Linked DNA regions of Mus musculus: region 1 is linked to region 2. The links are chromatin loops, found by intact Hi-C in ENCODE. Cell type or tissue: left cerebral cortex. All regions are shown on one strand.

What was found. Hi-C counts contacts between places; a loop is a spot of excess contacts. Peaks named below come from ENCODE experiments on the same cell type or tissue, not always from the same donor. Only the 100,000 strongest peaks of a DNase experiment are listed, where the experiment ranks them.
Region 1: a loop joins it to region 2, with 2.8 times the contacts of the local background. A loop is called at or near these places in 3 of 42 quality-filtered maps.

The regions. Positions count from the first base shown.
Region 1 is chr19:42,207,296-42,215,295 of GRCm38, reverse strand. No RefSeq gene overlaps it. Among named protein-coding and RNA genes, the nearest start is that of Sfrp5, 9.0 kb to the right of the region's middle. In left cerebral cortex, no CTCF peak of the experiment used is centred here; a DNase peak (open chromatin) is centred at 4,518.
Region 2 is chr19:42,440,439-42,448,438 of GRCm38, reverse strand. It overlaps Gm41849 (a long non-coding RNA gene), which reads right to left and starts at 4,382. Exons shown (of 3, transcript XR_877862.1): 1 at 4,228-4,382; 2 at 2,852-2,933; 3 at 63-294. In left cerebral cortex, a CTCF peak has its summit at 4,332 (motif pointing right); DNase peaks (open chromatin) are centred at 4,335 and 4,932.

The DNA of each region.
Region 1 (8,000 bases), 230 kb after region 2:
CCAGATCCACCTAAGAGTTGGGGGTGGTGCAGAAGTGGGAGATTAAGGTCCCCAAAGGCTTTGTCCCTCGGCAGCCTCCTGCATTCCTTCCTGGGTGGGCACCCAGGACTGGGTCTGTCACTTAACGAGGGCTCCATCATCATTACCCGTCATTCTTGCTACTGCTGTTCCTTCTTGGGGAAAACAAAGAGAGGGACCAGGAATCCAGCTGTTCCCTGAAGCCTCAAAAGAGGACTTTTTGGACTGACTTGTTTTTTGTGTTATTTACCCAATAACTGGAGGGTTGGGTAAATCACTGGAGACTAGAGCAAATCTCCTCCCATATGAGTACTCCTGACATGTTAGAAGTGTGTGCTCAGTAGTAACTAAGGGGAAATCAGACACCCAACTCTGACCAAGGGCCTGGTGTTGAAGTGTGCTCTACTCCCTGGGCCCCTCCCCAAATCTAGTCTTGGCTTGGGAGACAAAAGGGCCTGAGTCACAGACTCACCCAGGCTGAGAGGCCAAGCAAAGATGGCTGCACATTCTTTACCCAGGACGTTCTGAGGTCACTCATGGTGGGCGGTTACTAGGACTAACAGCATCCTGTAATAATATTGTTTGGATAATAATTCTCTTCTACTCTGAAGGAATAAGGTTTTATTCTTCCCCCAGGGACAGTGAGACTACCTAACCTTGAGCAAGTGAACAGCAAGCATGCCTGAGGTCAGCCTGTTAACTCAGTCAGGACTGTGTAGGACCCAGACTTAGAACCCCATGGCCAGGATGTTTGGAGGACCCCAGTCATTCTCTTCCCCAGAAATGTGTGGTCACTCTGCAGGGGAAGGGAAGATAAAGATGGATGGAGATAATGGTGACTAATGAAGACAAGGAAGGGTTACAAGGAAAACATAGGCTTTTAGATGGATACATTGAATACAAAAAGAATACATTGACTTCCTGAGAGGGAGGAGAAAGAAACATGGATAGATTGCTCAAAGGGAAGAAGAGGCAAAAAAGATACAAAGATTTTCAGGAAAGGAAGAAAGAAAAGAAGGAGAAAGGGAACGATAAAAGAGATGAGTATCAGAGTCTTGCTGACTGTCATCCCAACCCTGTTGACAGGGCATGGCAACATGGGAGCCCAGCCAGTTTTTATTCCCAGAAGGACATACCCAGTGACTCTGGGGCCCCAGGAAGCCATTTTCCATCCCCCACTCCAAAGCCATTCCCAGGAGCACACCTCCCACTTGCTGTCTATCACCCCTTCCCACCACCCTTTCCCAGAGGGCAAAGGGCGGTACAGCTGAGGAGCTCAGTCTGCTATCAGCCCCATTTCTCCTAGGCCTGTTTATTCTGGGTCAGCAATTAACAGATCCCCCTTCCCAGATCAATTAATAGTGGGGACCTCCGAGGGCACAGCCAGGTTAACTCGCTGATAAACAATGGGAAAGAGATAGAGTCTACTCCCTAGTCTATGAGCCACCCCCCCCCCTATCTCTCCAAGAAGCCCAGATCCCATTAGAGTACAGAAAGACTAGCAGTGAATGGAGCTGGGAAACCCTTAAGCTTGGGGGAAGGGGACTGAGTCCCTAATTGGCTTCTCTTGTACGGGACAGCTCTGGTGAAGATCACTGGCCTCCGCAAGAGACAGACTCAGGTTCATAGGCCTGCCATGTACCAGCTAAGTGAGCCAATGTCTTCTTTCAGCACCCTGAGACTCTACTTGCAAAACTCTGTGATGCTGAATGTTTTGGTACGCACCTATAGTCCCAGCCCCTGGAAAGGAGGGCTATGAGTTTGAGTCCAGCCTGGGCTACACTGGAAAACCTTGTCTCAAAAAGTTTTTTTCATATAAATTCATATATAGCTTTTGTATAGTACAGTATACAAAAGTATACATAATTAAATATATTTTAAATAGCTCTGTTAGTATTAAATAGTTACTTCATGCCCAGCCCAGTACTGGGCCTCAATGAGACTTCCAAACGTGATAGCCCTGCCTGTCGTCAGGCAAAGCTTTGGACTTTTTTGAGGTCTTTGGAGGGACCCCAGGCAGCGTTTTCATCCTTCCCACTCTCTAGGTCCTTCTGTCCCACTGCATCACTCGGGGAGCAGCACAAGGATGCCCTGCTCTCTCACGTTCCCAAAGCACATCATCATGGCCACTGTGCAGTGCCGTGGCCGTCAGCCATCACTGAAAAAGAACAGAGGACTGGCCCTTGCTATAGCATGGAGAAACTCTACAACGTCAAGTTAAGGGAAAGAAGCTGGCTGTGCCAGTCACATTCTGTGTGTGAAGACGGACATTCCTAAGAAGCATTTAAAGCAGGCAAAGTCGTAGACCCAGGCTGTGCTGTATTAGCTGCCAGATCTGGCAGGGAAAGGAGGGGAAAGGCCTGCGTTCATGAACAGGGTTTCTTTTGGAGATGACCAATAGTTTGTAACTACAGAGAAGTGGTGGCTCCTGTCAGTGCACTAAACACTACTGGGTTGCTCATTTTAAGATGGTAAGGGAGCTGGGAAGTTGGCTTGGGGGTTAAAAGCACTGGTCGCTCTTCCAGGAACCTGAATTCAATCCCTGGTACCCACACAGTGGCTCACAACTGTCTGTAACTCCAGCCCCAAGGGATCCAATGCATACATGGCAGATGGGTGCACATGTAGGCAAAATGCCCATTCTCACAAAATAAAGGTTAAAAACATTTTTAATAGATGGTTATTCTGTGCTATATGATTCTTACCTCCCTAAAGCATGATTACATTGAAACTCCATTTCTCAGTAGCCCCAGGTACAAGTAGCTAGTGGCCATGACTTGGAGTGGCAGGAGGAGATGTTTTCTTGACTACAGAGATTCCACTCAGACACTCTGTCAACCTTGACCTCCAACTAATCAATTATAGTGATCAACTGTCTCCTAAGACAGACATGACATCACCCAATCCTCTTACCAGGATGGTTTTACCTTTGCCTCCACAGGCTGGAAAACCAAGCCTGGGAGAGGAGACACAGAACCCCAAGATTGCACAGAAAGTAGCTGGGCTTATGCTCGCTCTTGGGGCATGGAAGCCCAGCTGGCCTCCTATTCTCCTGTCAACTAGATATTCTTCAGCAAAGGGTGTGAGAGGGTGTGGTCTGGAAGTGGATGGGTGCTTCGTTGCTGTGTGCGGGATCTGGGGGAGGGGGAAAGAACTCACGGCCAAGTAGTTTGGAATCTGACAACAATTCCAGGAAGCTGGAGGCTGGGTGATGTGCTAAGAGGAAAGAATGCACCTATTCCTGACCCCAATTGCCTCACTGCTTAGCGAGGTCAACACAACTCGACCCAGCGGCCCCTGATCTGACTTAACAGCCCTCCGTGGTGGACTGCAGAGGGACCACTCCAGCCCTTTTAGCTTTCCTGACTTTGGCCCACTGGATTCATGGGGTGGTAGAAAAGGACAGAGTGTCAGAGCAGAAAGAATCAGAGCTTTGTTCTGGGCCTCTCCATCACGCACTGCCTGGGTGAACCGGAGGAAGCTAACCTTTAACCTCAATGCCCTCATCTCCAAATAAGGACCGTTCACATAAACCTCCTGGTGCTGTCAAGATGGAACAGGACAATATCAGTATCTACCAGATCCTTAATTAAGATGAGCTATCTTCACCAGGATCCTAGTAGCTGTCGCATGGAACTCTCTCCTGAAGCAGGACCCCCTATAATGTCCTCATCAGTGATGCTGTTCATATAAAGCTGGCCAGGCCCAGTGAAGGGTGAGTATGAGAAGCCACTGAGAGAGCCACAGAGACGGATGGTAGAGGGGCATCCATCCGGAACCTCCCTACTGTGCGACCGATTCACCTCCGTCTTCCCATCTTATGCACAGGAGGCGGTGATAACACCCCCACTGTGTGCCTAGACACTTGGATGATGGAGCACTTAATGTAGGACACACGCTGTCCCCTGACCCTGCCATCTGTCAGAGTGCTGAGCTGGGGGCTGGGCCAACAAGAGGGCTGTGAAAAACTAGACCACCAAAGACAAGAGATAGGGGCAGAGGAGAGAGGGCCAGGTTGTGTGGACCTTCCAGAAAGGAGGATTCTTATTTTATCCCAAAGGAGCCCCGTGAGCAGGAGATGGGAAGAGAAGCTCTAACTGCCAGAAGGGGAAGTATAGAGTGGAGCACCAGTCACAGCCTTTGTAGGGTAGTCATGAACTGTAAAGCTCAGTAATGGAGCATTGGCCTATAGAGGGCCCTGGGTTGACCTTCATTGCCACACACATACACACAAAAACACCTTCAAGACCAATGCCCCACCCCCCCCCGTCCAAGGTCTACTACATCCAAACACCTGGTGACAGACACCAAACTGGGATCTCTGCAGGTGACCTAGGTATGGAAACGTATGTTCTGATCAATTTCTATGTGCAGCAACTGCTTTACTGTGTCGTTTAAGACTCTCTCCCTTCTACTGTGATAGGTGCCAGCATCAGCCATGTTGGCGAGCCAGGAAACCAGCAACAGTTCCCAGCTGCAGGAAGCTAATCCTCAGACTTTAGCTGCCCACCTCCTCTCTCAGAATGAAGCAAAAACCAAAGCCAGGAGTAAGAACCAGGATTCGCTACAATGCAGACAGACCAATTCCAGCAGATCTGTAGATCTGTCGATCAGAACCAACACAGACCCATCACAACAGAGGTTTGACCTGTTAGAGCTTCCAGAACCATCAGGTATTCTAGTAAAGGGTCCCCCGAGGCAGTATCCACAGCTGGGTGGAACTTTGGGGCTCAGTGCCAGCCCTAACTTCCTTGCCCCTGTCTTCTCTATTGAGCTCTACCATGCCACCTCTGTCATTGGGCTCTGGGTACATCTCAGTGGGAGCTCTGTCAGCATTTGAGTCCAGAAACGTCTGGTCACCGTGTTGTACAGGAAGTCTCCCGCTCAGCTTAAGTGGAGGACCAGCCGTGCTGATGGATGGAGCTCGGGTGGAGCAAGCTGCTCACCCGGCAGAGAAGCACTGTCAGTTCAACTCAAGAGCAGGTGGAGCTCTTGAAACCCACCGAGCAGACCCACTGTGCACAGAGGAGCAGGGTGGGGATACACAGGAGAGCTACAGAAGCCTGGTGAGCCAGGCCAGAGACAACCCTAAACTGAATGGCTCCCCAGAAGGGGGCAATTAAGAATTGAGAATCCCTTTTCAAAGAGCCTTGTAAGAGAAGCCACACCCTGGACTTTCAAGCCTAGAAATCCCTTCTGAGGCCCAAGTTCTCAGCAACCAGTGGAGGAGTTATTGTAAGCCGGGTAAAAGGGCCGGGACTACCTCAGTTGCCCCCAAGGGCAACTGTCCAGCCATTCCCAGGCTCAGACCTCCGGCTCCCTCCCACCAGAGGACAATTGCTCCATTGGCTGGCCTAGCAAGAAGAGGTTCAGTTCCTCACATTCTCCTCTTGCTGTAGCCATGCCCAGCTCCTGCCTGCCTGCACCCTCTCCTTAATGAGGCCATTGTCTGCCCAGGGTTCCCCCAACAGCTGGTCCCAACCCCAAACACTGATGCCCTGGGTTTGCCCTCCACGGTCCTGCCCCTAGGTCCCTCCCAAAGATGCTCACTTCCTTCTCCTGCACCCAGAGCACAAAGTGCACACCCCCCGCCCAGAGCCTCTGACCTGCTGTCCTCTGAGAAGCCGGTCCCTTCCCCCGTCCTGCCTCAAGGGCTGCCAGCTGACTTCTGTGAGCCTGGGAAGGAACTGTGGCCCTGAGAGCCATGTCATTTAGTTCCAATCACAGAAATCGCTGTTTTATTTACAAGCAAATGAGCCATTCTGTGTCTGCGCTGATTTGGGGAGTCGTGGGGAATGGTTGATAGCTTTCCAGAACTGTGTCCACAGGCGCTGGTGGTCAGGGCACAATTGAGGATTACTCTCAGCTGCAACAGTTTATAAATGTGGGGAGCCCCAGCAACCCACATCACTGTGTTTAGGGATAGAAAGGGGACCTTGTACTGTTCCCTTGTGACGGCACAGAACCCTTTGCACCTAACACCTGAGCAATCTTCTATGTAACCCTCCCCATCCGCTTTTCTGATAGGGAAACCAAGCACGAGGAATTGGGTTGTGTCCAAATTCCCACAGCCTGAAAGCAACAGAAACAAAGCCTAAGAGGAGAGAGTTTCTCCCCTCCCCACAGAGGTGGCTCTGAGTACCTCTCCCTTTCCCATAGAAAGTCCTCTTTCATAGCAACCACAGGTCCATGTATTTGTTCATCGATGGCCTTCTGCCTTCTAGAGTGTGTGTTGCTGAAATCAGAGAGCTGGCCTGCCTCAGCTATAGTGGGTTGGGTCTCCTTGAAGGGTCTGCTTTCTCAGGCCCCTTTGGACTCAGAATTCTTCATCCCCCGGTAACTTCTCCCATGCAGCCATAAACGAAAACCGTGGGTTTGAGTCCTGGTACCTTTCTCAGCTGTGCGACTCTGGGAATGTTACTTGCCTTCTCTGAGTTTGTTTCTTCACATAAAACGGGGACAATGCTTCTCTTGTGGTGCTATTGGGATAATTCAATGAGATGGCGCACAGGAAAGCACAGAGCACAACACCAGGTGCCTCATCATCTCTAAACTGCATCCAAGAGAGGGAGCAGTGGGGTGGGAGTGATGGCTCAGTGGTTAAGCGCACACACTTCTCATGCAGAGGACCCAAGCTTGATCCCCTTGGGTCACATCACCCAACATGCTGGGGTTACAAGCCTGTGCCCTGTGCCCGGCCACAATCTCTTCTCTCCCTTCCCACCATGCCCTGCTTCCTCTCAGTCTCACTGTGTTCCACTGGCTGGAGTGCAACAGTTCAGTTCAAGACCCTCCGTAGTTAATGGGGCTCGTAAGCCTCAACCATGCAATCCCGCCAATGGGCAGGCCTTGCTCCTGAAGACCCTAAGCTCACAGGCTAAGCCCCATCCCACAGAACACTCTAACAGCCATAACGTCCCTCCTAACCATATGACCAATACATTTTGTAAAAGATCTACATGATCAGCCGATGAGAAGAACCCACGTTGCCTATAACTCCAGCTACAGGGGCTCTAATGCCCTCTCTATTCTCCTCCAGATTTGCCAGAAAGTAAGGGGGAAAAAATACAATCACATAATGACCAGGCCATTGAGGGAACGACCACTGCAAAGTGTGTCGCGGGATTCTAGAGAACCCCACAAGGAGAGCTGGCCAAACCAGAGCCATTATCCCAGAAGCGAGGGAGACTACGGAAGGTCTTGAACCGAACTGTTTCCACTCCAGCTGTTGGAACCTGGTGAGGCTGAGAGGAAGCAGGGCATGATGGGAGGAGAGAGAAGATCATGGCCAGGCACAAGGCACACGCTTGTAATCCCAGCACTCAAGAGTGAGCTCAAGAGACCAAAGGGGAGTGGAGGCAAGGAGACAGGGAAGAGAGAAGGTGTGGATGGAGAGAAGAGAAATTTAGGGACCAAGAACTACAGGATTTGGTGTTGATCACCACTGGCGTGCCAGTGTTCGACATGAACTAACAGTTGTGCAGACAGCTCTTACTATGTGCACTGTTCTAAGCAATATTTAAAATTAACTCTAGAAACTGAGTGCCCCCACACATGCCTGTAACCCTAGTACCATGGAGGGAGAGACAGAAGGATCAGGAGTTTGAAACCTACATGAGATATTATCTCAAAAAAAAAAAAGTTAAAGCGACCTTCTTGATAATACTATCAAGAATTAATATTCCCAGTTTACAGATAATGAAAACAAGAGGGGAGGGTGGAAAGTAACTCACCCACATGGCATTGATGAATTAGAACTCACTCCAGCCTCAGAGAGCATGTTCTTCAGCAATACATTTGGTTGCCTCTCTGATAAGCTTCTGGCCAGGACTGTCCCACATCCTGGGGACTCCCCAGTATGCTAGGGGCCCAGGGAGAAGAGGAGGGTGTATTTGGCCTTCTCTTCATCCACAGCCCTGCCTACCCCCGCCACACCCACTGCATGCCAGCATGTTGACCCTCTGGCTTTCCACCTTCAGATG
Region 2 (8,000 bases):
TTTGCTTAATAATTTTCCTGCATTTGTTTTTAATCTGCAATGTATAATCTTTCCTGGTGTGTCTGACAGAGATGGAAGAATCTATGGGATACAGAAGTCAGATTATATAATACACGTTTACCTATACATTGGCAGCCTGACAGCTGCTCACTGATAGAGCTGTGCCCTCCCTACCTTTGGTGACAAAGATCATGGTCACCTGAGCTGGGGCTAGAAATAAAGGATGCTGCCTGGGATGAGGGCGTTTAAGCTTTGTGGGGTGATTGGATCTTCTGCATCCTGATTGAGAAATTCCTAAAAAAACAAAACAAAACAAAACATGTGTATCTGCCACAAGTCACCCATCCTAATGTACCCTTGCCCTTCATGCATAGAACTACCCACTGTATGACCACGGCTAAGCACATACTCACACTAGGTGGTACATACGACTGTGGAAAGCTTATTTTTCAATAGAGCTGATTTTTAAGATTTAACTTTTTTTGAGACAGGATCTTACGCTGTAGCTCTGGCTGGCCTGATAATCTGTAGGCCAGGCTAGCCTTGAACTTGGAACCATCCTCCTGCCTTTGTCTCCCAGGTACTGAGATTAGAAATGTGTGCTGCTGTGTCTAACTAAAATCTAATCATTTTTTAAGTGTAAACAAAACCCAAACCTGGAGGAATATAATTTTTTTGTCCTTAATTGGCATATATTTATACAGAACTTACTACACTGCTGTCTTCTGGTTTGGATGCTTGCAAAATTCACTTGTTCAGTCCTCACAGGAAGCCTGTGGTGTGAAAGGCCATCAGGGTCCCCATTCCATAGGTCAGGAAAAGAGGCTGGCTGCTGGCCCAAGGTGCGCACTAGTACGTGGCAAGACATGTCTGAAACCAGTGGCCAGCACTAAGGCCCAGCTCCTCCACACATTGATAAACTAATTGGTAACATGGTAACCCAAGGCCAATTCACATCTAAACTGTCACCATGTGGCAGAAGAGCCACCTGAGCCCTCAGGACCAACCAAAGCCACTGTGAATTCAGATGTTTGGGGGGCTCTGCTACATAGCCTGACTCTTCCACTCTGCTGGCTCTGCCAGGCCCTTACTCTAATTGCCCCATCCTAGGAGGTATGCTTTGATGCCTGTTAGCCTGGCTCTAGAGACAGAGATGTTGTCTGAGCCACTCTGTCTGTCCCTGAGAGATATTAAAAGAAAATGAATACCAGCATGGGACTATCTGAAGCACTGTGTTTCCTCATGTGTGTGTACTTCCTGTAAGCCAGCGCTCTGCTGTGGGGGGGCCAGGACCAGGTCTCACTTACTGCAACTCGCTTTGAGGAAGGGCAAGCCACTGCCCTTCCTCGTGCCCATTTTCCCATCTAAAATGGCAGGTTAGGTCACGTTAAGAGTGCTTAGCCTATGGAGTCACGATCACTCACAGATGAGCTTCTAACGTATCAGGGAACCCTGATGGTTGGATGTAAAGTGTTTCATATACGTTAAAGGAGAACACAGAGCGTGGTTAATTTTCAAAGAGATCAATTTCCCTGTACAATACCTTAACATTTGCTCTCCAAGATAACACTATTATCCCTCTTCCCTGTCTCCCCGAGTGTGTGTGCGCGTGCATGGGTGTCCATGTGTGCATGTGTGTGTGCATATGGGTACATATCTCTGCCTATTGAGGCCAGAGATCAATATTGAGCATCTTCCTCTATTGCTTGTCTCCTGATTTTGGAGCAAGTTTTCTCACTGAACCCGGAACTTACGGTTTCAGCTCCAAATCCCTCTCCTGCTACCGTTACAACCCTGCTAGGGTACAGAGGTGACATGGGTCTTCTGGACTCAGCTCTTTGTGTCTGTCCAGCATACATTTTACCCAGTGAGTCATCTCCATAGCCCCGATTCTATTTTTAATTTTTTTATTATATCTATTTATTTGTGGGTATGTTTGCCTGAATGTGTCGCAGTGCATATCATGGAGAGTCAGATGACAGCTTGTGGGAGTCGGTCCTTTCCTTCACCATGCGGGTCCCAAGGATTGAACTCATGTCACCAGGCTTGGTAGTAAGTGCCTTCACCCACTGAGCCATCTCTCTAGCCCTTAATCTTGTGCCTTAATCTTGTGTCTTCTGACTGAATACTGGCTTGAAAGTTTCATTTAAAAAAAAATGACCAAGGAATCCGGGATTTCAGTAGCAGAGCAGACACTGAAATGCATCTCCTGATTCATTTATTGATCAAGCCCTATCTCTTGTATGTGTTATTTCAATGAAAGATTTTTTTCCCATAGTTTCCAAGTATATTCAGAGCCTCTTTATTGCTCTGGACCTAGCATAACTCCTAGTACATAGTAGGAACTCTCCAGTCATTTAGTAAATGAAGCAGTAGTAAACTGGGGAGCTTTGTGAGGGCTGGGAATAGAAAATAGGGAGGCAAAGCTGAACCCCAAATCAGGAGAAAGCTGAGCCTTGTCTCAACATGTCTACGCACAAGGCCATTCCCTTTTGGTCCCGCCTTTCCTGTTTGTAAGTGAGGAAAGTGAGCCGGCTAAGTGTCATGGTCACGTCTGGATTTAAAATCTTGGAATGCAAGAGTAGCCTAGCCTTTGAGTTAGGGTGACAGTACTTATGGATCCCTCACCCTAATGAGGACTCCCTGAGGGCACTGGCTATCTACAGCAGCACATCTCATTTCCTCCCATTTATCCACTTCCCATTTCTATTTCCCCCAGGTTCTGGGGTCAGGATTCTGGGGACAGCTGGGCCATGTGGCTCCAGTTCTGATTCCCTTGAAGTGGTACTCAAGATATCACGGAGCCACTGTCACCTGAAAGACTGGGGATTCAGCTTTGAGGCTCACTTACATGGCTGGTGGCCCCAGGTCCTTGTCCCTTGTCTCTTGTGATGCTCACAAGGTGGTAGCAGGCTTCCTTCAGACCAGGAGATCTGTAAGGCAGAGTCCCAAATATGCAAGGTGTGAACTCTCCATAAAAACCTAAGAACAGGTCCCATCATGCCTGGTGTGTGCAATAGTCATAGAGCATTCCTGTTAAAATATAGGAGACGTCTACACAGGACATGACTCTCAAAGCAGGAATTACTGACCATCCAGGAGGTTAGCCTCAACATCCAAGGTGACACCCAACCCAGACCAGCTCTGCTGCTTTCTCATGATTTGCAGGGAGGGGCATCCCAGTGGGGACATGTGCATGAACCAGCCAGTGTCAGCAGAATGCCCTGCCTGCTCCTTTGCAAACAAGCTCCAGATATCTGCAGGTTTCTGGAGAAGTCTTTTTGCCTAGCGGAGTTCTGGGTGTGGGCAGCACTTTCTGGGGCTCTGGAGGGTTTCTCTAAAGAACTTGAAAAGCCTCGATTACCTGGGGCACAGGAAGTCAGGATCCCAGCTTGACCAGAATGCTGTTATCCATGCTAATAAAGAAACCTAACTATTGTAGGTGGTGATAAAGAAATCTGCAGCAGGTAAATTCACTACTGGTGGCAAGTGTGAGAGCTGCCACGCCTCTGGATTATGGCCTGAATGCTCTGTTCTCCACAGCTACACGGTGAGACACGGCAAGGTCCAGGGTTATCAGTGGCTGAACGGGTTGCCTCTGCTTGCTTGCTAAAGCAGGACAGAGGCATAACATATTCTAGGAAGCTTTTTTTTAAAAAAAAAATCCACATTTCTAACAAAGCAAGCTTTCTACAGAACTTCCATCTAATTAGGAAATTAAATTAACCAGACCATTTCGCTTCCTCGGTAAGTGGGATTGAATTTCTTGTGGCAACACAAGCTCCTTCCTCCATTTCCCTGACATATCTGCATTTCCCTCCCTCGGCCTGGGATTCTTGGTAAGAGCTAGACTGTGAAAATGTGTGTTCTGGGTTCCGATTCAGCACTTACTCCCATCACAGACAAAGCTCTTCTCTCACCAGTGCGCAGGCTTCTTCAGGTCCCTGGTCCCCAGCATCATCCTATCCTGGCCGTCCTCTCCCTGGTAACCTTCCAAAACCTAGCTGCTTCTCCAAGATGCAAGTCGGATGCTAGCCTCCTTATGGACTCTCATCTGTGTGGAAGAAGTACTCTTCCCTCTTCTGTGATGTAGTCAACAGACATTAGCCCACTACATATGTTTATGTACATCTTGTCTCTCCTATCAGATTTGAGTTCTTTTGGAACATGGTTCTGGTCCTTTTATATCCCTTAGCACTGCGCCTAGCACATAGTAGGTACACTTACCATGGTCTCCTAGCACATAGTAGGTGCTCTTCTTACCATGGCTTCCCAGGAACCCAAAGATGGGGCTGTGATTTTCCAGCACACAGGTGTATTGGCTGTCCTCAACCAGCAGGGGGAGCATGTTGGCTCCTTCAATTAAGAAGCTGATACTGTGCTTCAGCGTCTAAGGAGGATTGCAAAAAAGGGTGGGTTTACTGGGGGAGAAAGAAGCCCCGCAGGGTTGGGTGAGGGAGAGCCTACTGTTTCCAACTAGGAAAGCTGCCTTCACTTTGGATTTCTTGGTAAACAGGACAACAAGAACAGAGAGCACCCTTCATGATAGATTCTGAGCACTGCCTATCTCTAAGGCTAGGAAGCTGCGTGCAGTTACAACGGGGATACATTCTTAATTAAACAGTGTGTAACTTGGGGCATTAAGTCTATGATAAATTGGGAGATAGGGACCCACAACCTCATTTCTTTTAAGGATATTTAATTACAAACTTCTGTAACAAAATTACAGCCTTATTAAAATGGTTTCTCACTGAAGAGGGGGTTCTGAAAGGTGAGGTGTTGCCAACAGGAGAGGTACTGGAAGGGCTCTCCATATCCACTGGGCTCTGGTCAGAGACCAGGTGGATCAGACAAAACCTCTCCCAGAGGAAAACAGCATCTTGAGGAGGGTGCCGTCTCTCTATCTAGCTTCTTGGGCCTGGCCCCACAGAGCCCGGATTGCCAGGCAGCTGGGATCCTGTGAGTAAGACATCAACTAGCATCTTTAAAAAGAAAGACATCTGTCAGCGCAGGTGGCTGTCAGTCATTCACATCTTAGTGCGAATTATACCAACCAACTACTAAAATATCTACCAAAATAAATAAGGACAGGATGCTTTAGTCTGAAAATGGTCAGTTTGGTTATAGATATGAAGTTACAAATTAGAAGCATGGGCTACTCTGGGGGTGGGGGGAGATAGGTCAGAGTGATGAACCTTTGGGGCAGGGGGCTGCATAACCGGATAGCAGCGTGATAAACAGGAAATGTGGGACCCAGGGTTACCAAGAAGCAGGTGGCCGTGCTGAGAACAGAACTGACAGCTGCTCCTGGTCCTGCAAGGTTTGCTCAGGCACCAGACCATGTGCCAGGTCACGTTTTCCAAGTTTTCATTGTGAAAATACAGCCTCTTGTCTTGTCCAGTGAGTTACTATCTTCCCAACATAAAGATGCCTGTCCATTCTGGTAACTCAGCCTTAAGGTATGTGTCTCATATTTCAAAGCTGGCTACCCAGCCTCCACAGCCAGGAAATAAAAGGATTCTTTTCATGCCCCTTGTAGGCACCATGTGCATAAGTGTGTCGCTGTGCTCGGAGTCCAGCCAGTAGCTGCTGATGTTTTTCTTGCCGTTGCTGTTGGTCTCAGCAAATACGCAGCCCTAGGTGGACATTGGATGATGTAATAACAGATTTACACTGTCCTGTAGGGCCAGTCTGTGACACAGGTCCACTGCCCATTACTTACATGAAGGTCAGCTTTCACCCCTGAGCTGCCTAACAAGGAGCCGGGAGCCAGGAGCAGTCTGAACTAAACCAACCAATCTGGTCCCCAACTGAGCCATTCCTTCAGCATCAGGCTCCATGGGAAGGGACAGCCATTCTGAGGGACAAAGCTTTCTGGACCAGAGCGTAGGGAAGGAGTGAGGTGCTAGCTGTCTGTGGTAAGTGAGAGCATATGGGCACCCCTGCTCCAGGCTCTCTGGCTGTGTGTGTTTAACCCTCTCCCTCTAGGGCCATGTGCCCAGCTCAGCATCTGAGGCCAGTAGGCTCCTGCTCAGTGGACAAGAACCTCTTTTCCTCTGGTAATTTCTCACACACACACACACTCTCAGAGAAAGGCCTAGAATATCAGCACTGTAGGCAGTTTGTGATCATCCAGCTCTGCTGATTTTTCCAGAACCAGGAAGGAAACACAGTGCCACAATGGGAGGTCTAATGAGAGGGTTGAGGACTCCCCCTGACACCTCACAGCCCCTCATTGAAATGGCATCAGCTTAGCAATGATGCCTATTACCCACTCCTGTCATGGCCACAGACTCACCTCTGCAAGTGTGTAGCCTGCCCCTCCTACCAGCGGGTCACAGGCACCAAGTCTGGGTCTGCCTTCTCTGTATAAGAGCAGGTCTCTAAATTCAAATTGTCGAGCCGGAGTCTGCCTCCTGGAGCCTGTCCAAGTGTGGGTGAGTGAGAACGGGCTGTTTATAATCCCAAGATGCTAATCTACCTTTCCAGGTTCTGAACGTGGTGAAGGAAGTAATAAAGTCGGAGAACAGAAGAGGGTCCAGGCCTGGATGACCAATTAAACCCCTTTCTAAATGGCCAAGAGCAATGTCTGTAGGATACAAGCTAATTACAAGAATTAACAACAAACTCCACCAACAGGCTCAGGCACTAAAACCACATCAAACCCAGGGAACCAAATGTGAGCCTTTTCTTACCCACTGCACTGATATTTTGCTGTGTAACTCCTACTACACTGGACCAAGCCTCAGCTCTGATAGGAGTTCATGACTGGTCCTGGATAGACAGGTAGATAGACAGGTAGATAGATAGATAGATAGATAGATAGATAGATAGATACATACATACATACATACATACATACATACATACATGTATCCATGGATGAATGGATGATGGATGGATGATAAATAAACCCATATTCATACATAGATGGATGATAGATAAACAGACAGATACATACATATATAATACATACATACATGGATGGATACATGCATACATATATACATGGATGGATGATAGGTAGATAGACAGATGGGCAGATACATACATACATACATACATGGATGGATGATAGATACATACATACATATATACATATATGTATCCATGGATGGATGGATGATGGATGGATGGTTGGATGATAAATAAACCCATATTCATACATAGATGGATGATAGATCAACAGACAGATACATACATATATAATACATACATACATGGATGGATGGATACATGCATACATATATACATGGATGGATGATAGGTAGATAAACAGACAGATGGGCAGATACATACATACATACATACATACATACATACATACATACATACATGGATGGATGATAGATAGATAGATAGATAGATAGACAGACAGACAGACAGACAGACAGACAGACAGAAATAAGAGGCATCAAAATGGGAAACCAAGAGTAACAGGAAAGCACATGGGTATGTGAGAAGACCTTAGAGGCCAATGGACAAAAGGCCATCCATGGGCCCTCTTCTCTCCTGCCTCTCCCTTTCAGTCACACCTGCAGAAAGAAAATGGAGCCACCATGGATGGACGTTCCCTACCCTCAACTGACCTGCCCAAGGAATAACACAGGGCAAAATCCACAACTTCAGAGGGCATTAAACCCTAAGAAGTCCATGGGGTTGGCTGACTGGACAGCGGGCAACTTGGATGTATGGATGGACTATCCTCTTTAAGGGGTGTCCTGGATGGGATGCATGAGACGTGCCATCCCGCTGACAGACAGACCCAAGAGTGTGTTGCAGATGGAGAGACTAGTGAATATGAAGGCCTTGTATGAGGAGAAAGAGGTCTAGATGGCTGCAGCTGGGAGAAGCAGAAGAGATGAATAAGGGCCTGAGGCTATGAGGCCTGACGAGTAAGGAAGAGGAAGAGCAGGAGAGGAGATGCAGGACCAGGCGTCAGAACTTGAATTGGAATCCCAGCACGGGGTCTGAAGTCTGCATGACCTTGAGGGGGTCAT